Linked DNA regions of Homo sapiens: region 1 is linked to region 2. The links are chromatin loops, found by intact Hi-C in ENCODE. Cell type or tissue: adrenal gland. All regions are shown on one strand. Each heading gives the region's core, and the rest is flanking DNA. Links, peaks and the distances in the headings are about the cores only.

What was found. Peaks named below come from ENCODE experiments on the same cell type or tissue, not always from the same donor. Only the 100,000 strongest peaks of a DNase experiment are listed, where the experiment ranks them.
Region 1: it touches region 2 in a loop (2.2-fold over the local background); 17 of 110 quality-filtered maps call a loop at or near these places.

Annotation. Positions count from the first base shown.
Region 1 is chr14:75,582,419-75,586,800 of GRCh38, forward strand. All of the region lies in intron 1 of FLVCR2 (FLVCR choline and putative heme transporter 2), which reads left to right. Among named protein-coding and RNA genes, the nearest start is that of FLVCR2-AS1, 5.0 kb to the left of the region's middle. In adrenal gland, for the core only: no CTCF peak of the experiment used is centred there; no DNase peak of the experiment used is centred there; H3K4me3 peaks cover 199 bases; H3K27ac peaks cover 761 bases.
Region 2 is chr14:75,634,515-75,638,896 of GRCh38, forward strand. FLVCR2 (FLVCR choline and putative heme transporter 2) reads left to right here. Exons shown (of 10, transcript NM_017791.3): 5 at 396-499. Among named protein-coding and RNA genes, the nearest start is that of ERG28, 24 kb to the right of the region's middle. In adrenal gland, for the core only: no CTCF peak of the experiment used is centred there; a DNase peak (open chromatin) is centred at 1,797; H3K27ac peaks cover 1,992 bases.

The sequences.
Region 1 (4,382 bases), core at 294-4,293, 52 kb before region 2:
AGTATATGCATCAGGTGTGAGGAAGAAAATAGATTTTGGAAGTTATGAGAACTGTAGAGAGTGAGTTGAGCATAGTTTGTGATTTTGAGGGCCTCTAAAAGTATTAGGGCAGTGGCGGCTGCCACACGGAGACATGATGGCCAGCCTAAAACAGTAAGGTCAAGTTGTTTGGACAGAAAGGCTACAGGGTGTGGTCCCGGCTGTTGTGTAAGAATTTTGATGGCACAGCCCTGTACTTTGGCTGTGTGTTATGAAAAGGGTTGGGATGAGTTAGGGAGATCTTGTGTGGGGGCAGCTTCTAGGGCTGTTTTTAAGGAACGGAAAGAGGAGTGGCGAAAGGATTTAGGATCTATGGGGTCAGCTAGGTTTGCTTTTGTGAGTTTATAAAATGGTTTAGTCAGGATGGTAAAACTAGGTATCCAAAGGCGGAAGTACCTAACCATGCCTAGGAAGGAAAGAAGTTGTTTTGTAGAAGGTGTTGGGGTTTGGGAGATTAGCTGGACACGATCAGCAGGGAGAGCACATTGTTTTCATTAAGAATTATGCCAAGATAGGTAACAGATGAAGACGAAGTTTGGGCTTGACTGAAGTAATGGGCGCTGTCCTTGAAGCCTTGTGGCAGTACAGCCCAGATAAGTTGCTGAGGCTGATGGGCATCAGGGTCAGTCCAAGTGAAAGCGAAGAGAGGCTGGGATGAAGGGTGCAAAGGAATAGTAAAGAAAGCATGTTTGAGATCCAGAACAGAATAATCGGTTATGGAGGGGTTGTGGAGGGAGGCATTGAGGATAGGAGAGTATATGGCTTTGGCACCACGGACTGGATAGACAAGACAATTTGGTTGATAAGGCGCAGATCCTGAACCAACCTGGAAGGCTTGTCCGGTTTTTGGACAGGTGAAATGGCGGAATTGTAGGGAGAGTTTATAGGCTTTAAAAGGCCATGCTGTAACAAGCGAGTGATAACAGGCTTTAATCCTTTTAAAGCATGCTGTGGGATGGGATATTGGTGTTGAGTGGGGTAAGAGTGATTAGATTTTAATGGGATAGTAATGGGCTCGTGATCGGTTGCCAGGGAGAAAGTAGAGGTATCCCATACTTGTGGGTTAAGGTGGGGGGATACGAGAGGAAGACGCGAAGGAGGCTTTGAACTGGGGAAAAGGGCAGGAATGAGGTGTGGCTGTAGCCTAGGAATAGTCAGGGAAGCATATAATTTAGTTAAAATGCCTCGGACCTAATAAGGGAACTGGGCAGGTGGGGATAACTAAAAAGGAGTGCATAAAGGAATGTTGTCCAAGTTGGCACCAGAGCTGGGGAGTTTTAAGAGGTTTAGAAGCCTGGCCGTCAATACCCACAACAGTTATGGAGGCAAGGGAAACAGGCCCTTGAAAAGAAGGTAATGTGGAATTGGTAGCCTCCATATTGATTAAGAAGGGGATGGACTTGCCCTCCACTGTAAGAGTTACCTGAAGCTCAGTGTCTGTGACGGTCCAGGGGGCTTCCGAGGCGATTGGGCAGCGTCAGTCTTCAGCTGCTAAGCCGAGGAGATCTGGGAAGGAGTTGGCCAAGGAACATTGGGTTTGGGCTCCAGGGGCTTTAGGAGTGGCCGCGATGTGAGTCGGACAGTCCGACCTCCACTGGGGGCCCGCACAGATGGCACGGCTTAGGAGGAATCCCGGGCTGCGGGCATTCTGAGGCCCAGTGGCCAGGCTTCTGGCATTCGAAGCAAGGTCCACAAGGATGTTTTGAAGGTGCCCCTGGGAGCTGTGGCTTGGATGTTCTGAAGGTTTTGTATGCTGGAGACGTGGTTGTGGGCTGTCTTACAGCAGAGGCAAGTAGCTGTAACTCAGAAATGTGTTACTGTCTGGCTACCTCCTATTATTGTACACCTTGAAGGCGAGGTTGATTAATTCCTGTTGTGGGGTTTGAGGGCCGGATTCCAATTTTTGAAGCTTTTTTCTAACATCAGGAGCTGACTGGGTGATAAAATGCATATTGAGAATAAGGCGCCTTCCGGCCCCTCTGGGTCTAGGGCGGTAAAGCGTCTAAGGGTTGCTGCCAAGCGGGCCATGAACTGGGCTGGGTTTTCGTCTTTACCTCGGGTAGTTTCTCTAAGTTTGTCATAATTAACAGCTTCGTAAGCTGCCTTTTTAAGCCCTTCAACTAGGCAGGAAACCATGTAATCTCACCTATCTATACCTGGGGAATCTGCCTGAAAGTTCCACTGGGGGTCCTCTTGGGGAACTGCTCTAATGCTTCCTGGAGGTCTGGCTCGTGAAGCCGGCAGTTATCAGCGTGAGATTGGGCTAGAGAAAAAACTCTTTCCCGTTCATCTGGGGAGAGGGTAGAAGTCAGGATGACATTTAAGTCACTCCAGGTTAAATTATAGGACAGAGTTAGATATTTGAATTCCTGTATATATTTAGTAGGGTCTGACAAGAAAGAGCCTAAATGCTGGCTGATTTGGGAAAGGTCTGATAGGCACATGTACCCTGACTATGCCTTTAGCTCCAGCCACCTCTTTAAGAGGAAATTGTTGGGCAGGTGGGGGAGGGCTAGTCGCTGAACGAAAACTGTAAACCAGACAGTGTGTGAGGAGGGGAGGTGATAGAAAGATTATAGGGTGGGGGAGCAGAGGCTGAGGAGAAATTGGGGCCTGGCTCAGCCTGGCGAGGAGCAGCCTGGGGAGAAGGGGAGAGATCAGATGAGTCTGTAGAAAAGGAGAATTCAAAAGACTCAGAGCTTGGGGTGAGACTGAAGGAACAGACAGGAGAGAAAGAAGAAAGATGTGGGATGAGTCGCATGGGAGCAGAGACTAGGGAGGGACTAATGTGTAAAAGAATGCCTGGATGTCAGGCACCTCAGACCATTTGCCCATTTTTCGACAAAAATTATCTAGATCTTGTAGGATGGACAGATCGAAAGTGCCATTCTCTGGTCACTTGAAACTACTGTCAAGTTTGTATTGGGGCCAAGCGGGATTGCAGAAGAAAATAAGGCTAACTTTTAGGTCAGGTGTGAGTTGAAGAGGTTTTAAGTTCTTGAGAACACAGGCTAAGGGAGAAGAAGGAGGAATGGAGGGTGGAAGGTTGCCCATAGTGAAGGAGGCAAGTTTAAAGAGAAGGGTAGAGACACAGAGAAGGGGGTGGGGAGCAGCCCTGGGCTGTAATGTGGGTGAGCAGCCAAAGCAGGTGTCCCCGCAATTGACTTGCCACCAAGGGAATGTGGGTGAATGACCAAGGCAGGCGTCCCCGCGGTGGTCAGACACCAATGGAGTGTGGGTGAATTATCAGGCAGGCGTCCCCGCAATGATTAAACACCAAGGGAAGGCTGCCTTCCCGAGTCCATGACCGGTGCCGGAGTTTTGGGTCCACGGATAAAATGTGCCTCCTTTATCTCTACTAGAGAGGAAAAAGAACTGGAATTGGAAGGACAGGGAGATTGATGGGTAGCAAGAGAGGAAGATTGAAGGGTAGCAAGAGAGGCTGGAGAAGAGAGTGAAAAGACCGCTTACCCGATTGAAATTGGTGAGATGTTCCTTGGGCTGGTTGGTCTGAGGACCCGAGGTCGTAGGTGGATCTCTTCACAGAGTGAGGGTGAGGACAGGGGACTGGTCTCCTAAAGAAGTCCCTCTGACCTGGGTCTTCGGCACTAAATGTCTCACGCATCCACGTGAAGAGACCACCAAACAGGCTTTGTGTGAGCAACAAGGCTGCTTATTTCACCTGGGTGCAGGCAGGCTGAATCCGAAAAAGGAGTCAGCAAAGGGCGGGAATTATCATTAATTCTTACAGGTTTTGGGATAGGCGGTGGGTTAGGAGCAATGTTTTGCAGACAGTGGGTGGATCTCACAAAGTACATTCTCAAGGGTGGGGAGAATTACAAAGAACCTTCTTAAGGGTGGGGGAGATTACAAAGTACATTGATCAGTTAGGGTGGGGCAGAAACAAATCACAATGATGGAATGTCATCAGTTAAGGCTATTTTCACTTTTGTGGATCTTCAGTTGCTTCAGGCGATCTGGATGTATACGTGCAAGTCAGAGGGGATATGATGGCTTAGCTTGGGCTCAGAGGCCTGACAAATCCCAGTTCTTCTCATTGGACTATTTTCTCCTATCTATTAATTTCATTTAGAAAATGTAACCTTTAATTTAGAAATTTTTCATTTAAAACAGAAACTTTACAAAACTTCTCTAAAGGCAAATTTCCCTTCTGTTCATCTTTACTACCAGGAAGGTAATCACCTTACTTTGACCCTGACCACACAGATCACCATAACGCTTGTACTCCGGTAATTCTGACCTCTCTGTTCAAATGCTTCTTACATACTCCACGGGAGCATTACCTTCTGCTTGCATTAAAATCCAACATTCTTCCTTTCGAC
Region 2 (4,382 bases), core at 259-4,258:
CATTGATAGTTCAAAAAAACCTAAGAATGGAAATTTTAACATATATATTTTAAATTCCCCATCTGTGAAATGGAATTAATGACAGATAAGATAGAAGAGTTGCTGTGAGGTTTACATTTTTTAAAAAATTTGCCTAAAAGTAGTTCTAAGAACAGATTTGGTTCATCCTTGTCACTCCAGCATCCAATATCATGCACACACAGTCAGGGTTATATTGTTGGGAGGAGTAGTTATTCTAGAATTTTCTCCTAGGCCATCTTGTCCCGATATGTTCTGAATATTGACTCTGATGGAGCTTGAGTTACCTGCCTTTGTTCCTTCACCCCATGGTGACTGTGCTCTGTCCTGGGTCTTGTCCCATCGCCGGGTGATCTTTGGGGTTATGGTTTCCCCAGGGGGAAGAAGTGAATGCTGGAAGAATTGGCCTGACGATCGTCATTGCAGGAATGCTTGGGGCTGTGATCTCAGGAATCTGGCTGGATAGGTCCAAAACCTACAAGTAAGTGACTCATCCTCTTGGACTGAGAATTGGGGACCTGTTTTTTGAAATGACATATTCATAAGCAGTGTGACTCCAAGTCATTGTTTGGAGATCCTAGTGGCCAAGCAGGTCATTCAAGTTTGACTTCTCTGAGCCTCACTTTCCTCATTTATCAAATGAGGGAAGCTATACCCGTCTTAAGATCCCCACAGGATCTTAGGAAGATGGGAGCTACTGGACTTGAAGGCCTAGCATAGTCCTCTTCCCCATCCCCACTCTCTAAGTAGCTTTGTGAAAGCAGCAGAGGAGGGAGAAATGAAAATGAATGGGGAAAAAAAATCTCAGCGGTGGAAAATTTGTGGAAACCCCAAAGAGTGGAGATGAGGAGGAGGTGATTTCACTCTCCTGTTCTCATGGCACCTTGTGGACCCCATGGGGTTGACCAAGGTACTCTGAGCTTTCTCCAGTTTGCAGTGTATATTATTGTGCAATTATTTATACCTTGTTGGTAAATATTATAACTTACTTTGGACCTGAATGCCCAGTGCATTTCTAAGAGCCTGGAGCTATTTTAAAAGGTTTTATCAGGCTGGGCGCAGTGACTCACATCTGTAATCCCAGCACTTTGGGAGGCCGAGGCAGGAGGATTGCTTGAGTCTAGGAGCTCAAAACCAGCCTGGGCAACATGGTGAAACCCCATCTCTACAAAAAATACAAAAATTAGCTAGGCATAGTGGCACACACCTGAAGTCCCAGCTATTTGGGAGGCTGAGGTAGAAGGATCGCTTGACCCAGGAGGTGGAGGTTGCTGTGAACTGGGTTCACGCCACTGCACTCCAGCCTGGCTCAAGAAAAAAAAGAAAAGAAAATGTTTTATCGGTGTGCACATGGGTTAAAAAAAAATTAAAAGGTTTTAGTGAATGCCAGGCCACTACCCGCCCCATGGATGCCAAATCAGCAGAAGAATCTGCATTTGTAGAAAGCAGCCTGGGTGCCTCCATTCAGCAGCTGGCCTTGGAGAAAATCCTCTGGCGAACAGCAGCCCAACATCCTTCCCTTGTGATTTTCCAGTGCTCCCCGTTCACTGGGTACTCAGTTAGCACTGGCTGGCGGGGCAGCTGTTGGGCTGTACTGTACCGGGGCAGAGCAGTGTCCCCGGCTGCTCTGTCAAGGCCTCCAAAGTTCCCAGTGTCTGCAGGCAACAGACAGTGGCAGACCTGTTCTCTGCCACACAAACCCGCTTCTGTGAGGCCCTGGTCAGACCAGGTCTCATTCTGGCTGCCCTAATCAAAGGCCAATTGAGACCATCCCTAGGGAGGTGGCGACGAGGAGCCTGGCTCGGCTTAATTACTGCTGGCGGGGCTTGGCTGCCATCTCATCGCTGCCATCTGTTAGTTGCTTGCTTCAGCCAGACACAAGAGCAGTGAGGACTGGCCATCCCCAAACCACTGAATAGCAGTGACCCTTTTTCCGGGGCTTGCTCTGCGGCAGGAGGAGGGAGGGATGGGAATGCTGGCTGGGCTGGGACATGGGCAGCCGGATGATTCAGATGAATTAGAAAAGATAATGAGAGGACTGGGAAGAACACTTTCTCAGCCCTCTTCAGAACCTAGATGTCACCAGTTCCTAGCATCACGTGATGTCTAAATCCAGTGGTCAGCACAAGATATTTTTCTCCCTGTGCCACTACCCAGGCAGAGAAAAGGCAACTCCCAGTGGGATGAGAGCTCTGTGATCCCATCATTTCGGAGCCAGTCCTCGTCACTCTAAGGCTCCCAGATTTGTCTAGTTTTGTTTGGAGGTTGGAAATTGGGTGGTGAGGTCTGTTTATCTCAGACTGGGACTACAAATAGTTTTTCTAAACTGGTCAGTGGTTTAGGATGAAGCTATGGTTAAAGCTTCATCCTGGTGAGCTTGTGGGATCATCGGGCAAGACTGGCGTCCATGACGTTGCTTTCAGCAGAGTTGGTAGGAAGAGTGTGAGGGAGGAGCGTGAAGGGAGGAGGAAGCTCCTCTACCCTTAGCAGCTGCTTTGAAGCACCAGGTGGGAGCAGCATCCTTTGGAGACTCTGACCTTGAGCTTTTCCAAAGATGCAACCACATAGTGCATCGTTATTCCCGCATGCAGTAGCAGAAGGGACACAGGTTTCAAATCCAGCTTTGAGTTCACATCTCAGCTCTGCATTTATTCAGCTGGTGACTTTGGACAAGTAACTTGAGTGGCCTGAGCTTCAGTTTCTTCATTGGTAAAATGAGAAATCATCAGATATTTCTTACAGGATTTTTGTAAAGGTTGAATTGAAATAATAAATGCATGTGAAGTGCTTCACAGAATCTGGCACTCAAGAGATGGAGGGTTTCGTTTGACACAACCGTAGCGTGCCATTTGGTGCCTCCACCATGATTCTGGCTTCAGGGGTGATGTGTAAAGAAAAGCTTTAAAGATTTTGGCCAGGTGCGGTGGCTCACGCCTGTAATCCCAGCACTTTGGGAGGCGGAGGCGGGCAGATCATGAGGTCAGGAGATCGAGACCACCCTGGCTAACACAGTGAAACCCTGTCTCTACTAAACAAACTACAAAAAACATTAGCCAGGCGTGGTGGCGGGCCCCTGTAGTCCCAGCTGCTTGGGAGGCTGAGGCAGGAGAATGGTGAACCTGGGAGGCGGAGCTTGCAGTGAGCAGAGATCGTGCCACTGCACTCCAGCCTGGGTGACAGAGCAAGACTCCATCTCAAAAAAAAAAAAAAAAAGAAAGAAAAGAAAAGCTTTAAAGCTTTCATCATCTGAGTCCTGATGTTCATGGTAGGGGGGCAGAGGGATGTGCAGTGCCTATGCCCTGCCTTAGGTAGTGCAGGGAGAAGAATGCAGGTCGAATTGCAGGAGTCGGGGCTGCATCAGAGTCCTAGGTGGGCAACATGGGAAGAGAACTGCTGGAGGGGCACAGGAGGGGGTGAGACTGAAATAGAAACCAAGACTTGCTGATGGTACTCCTGAGGGGATCGACACAGGGAAATGTAACAGGGAGTGGGCGAAGATAGAGAAGGTTTCTCACATTGGCTTTGGAAGTCAAGCACTCAGTTCAGGCTGAGAGAATATTCTCTCTTAGTTCCTGCTCTCTGGAGTGGAGTAGTTCAGACTCAACAGAAAAAGCTTTGCTGGGCCAGGCGCAGTGGCTCACACCTCTAATTAGAACACTTTGGGAGGCCAAGGCGGGCAGATCACCTGAGGTCAGGAGTTTGAGACCAGCCTGGCCAACATGGCGAAACCCCATCTCTACTAGAAATACAAAAAATTAGCCACGTATGGTGGCGCATGCCTGTAATCTCAGCTACTTGGGAGGCTGAGGCAGAAGAATCGCTTGAACCCGGGAGGCAGAGGTTGCAGTGAGCTGAGATCACGCCACTGCACCCCAGCCTGTGCGACAAGAGCGAAACTCCATCTCAAAAAAAGGACAAAAGAAAAAAAAGAAAAGAAAAAGCTTTGCTGGGTCTGTTGGTCTGTTCAAGTAGGGACAGGAAGAACTTGTAGGTGACAGAGCACATTGCCCAGCATTGTCATGGGTCTTGGGATAAAGCAGACAAGCAGAATTGGACAGCTTCTGGGGTAGTCCTGAATGTCACCGCCACCTCATCATGGCTGATGTTTGTCCTGTTTTTTCTTTTTTCTGGTGAGGGATGGGAGAAGGAGAAAGGGCTTTGCCCTTCTTGTCTGTGGCTAGGACATGACAAGTCAAGGGGCAGATTGATATTGTTGAGTGGGTTCTACAGAAAGGGAACAAAGATATCGTAAGATGGCTTCATACTTTACTAGTCTTACTTACCCTTTGTAGCATTGATCATGATGTAATTAAATAATTTTTTTGTGTGATCATCATCTGTCAGTGTCCATCACCCTCATGGAG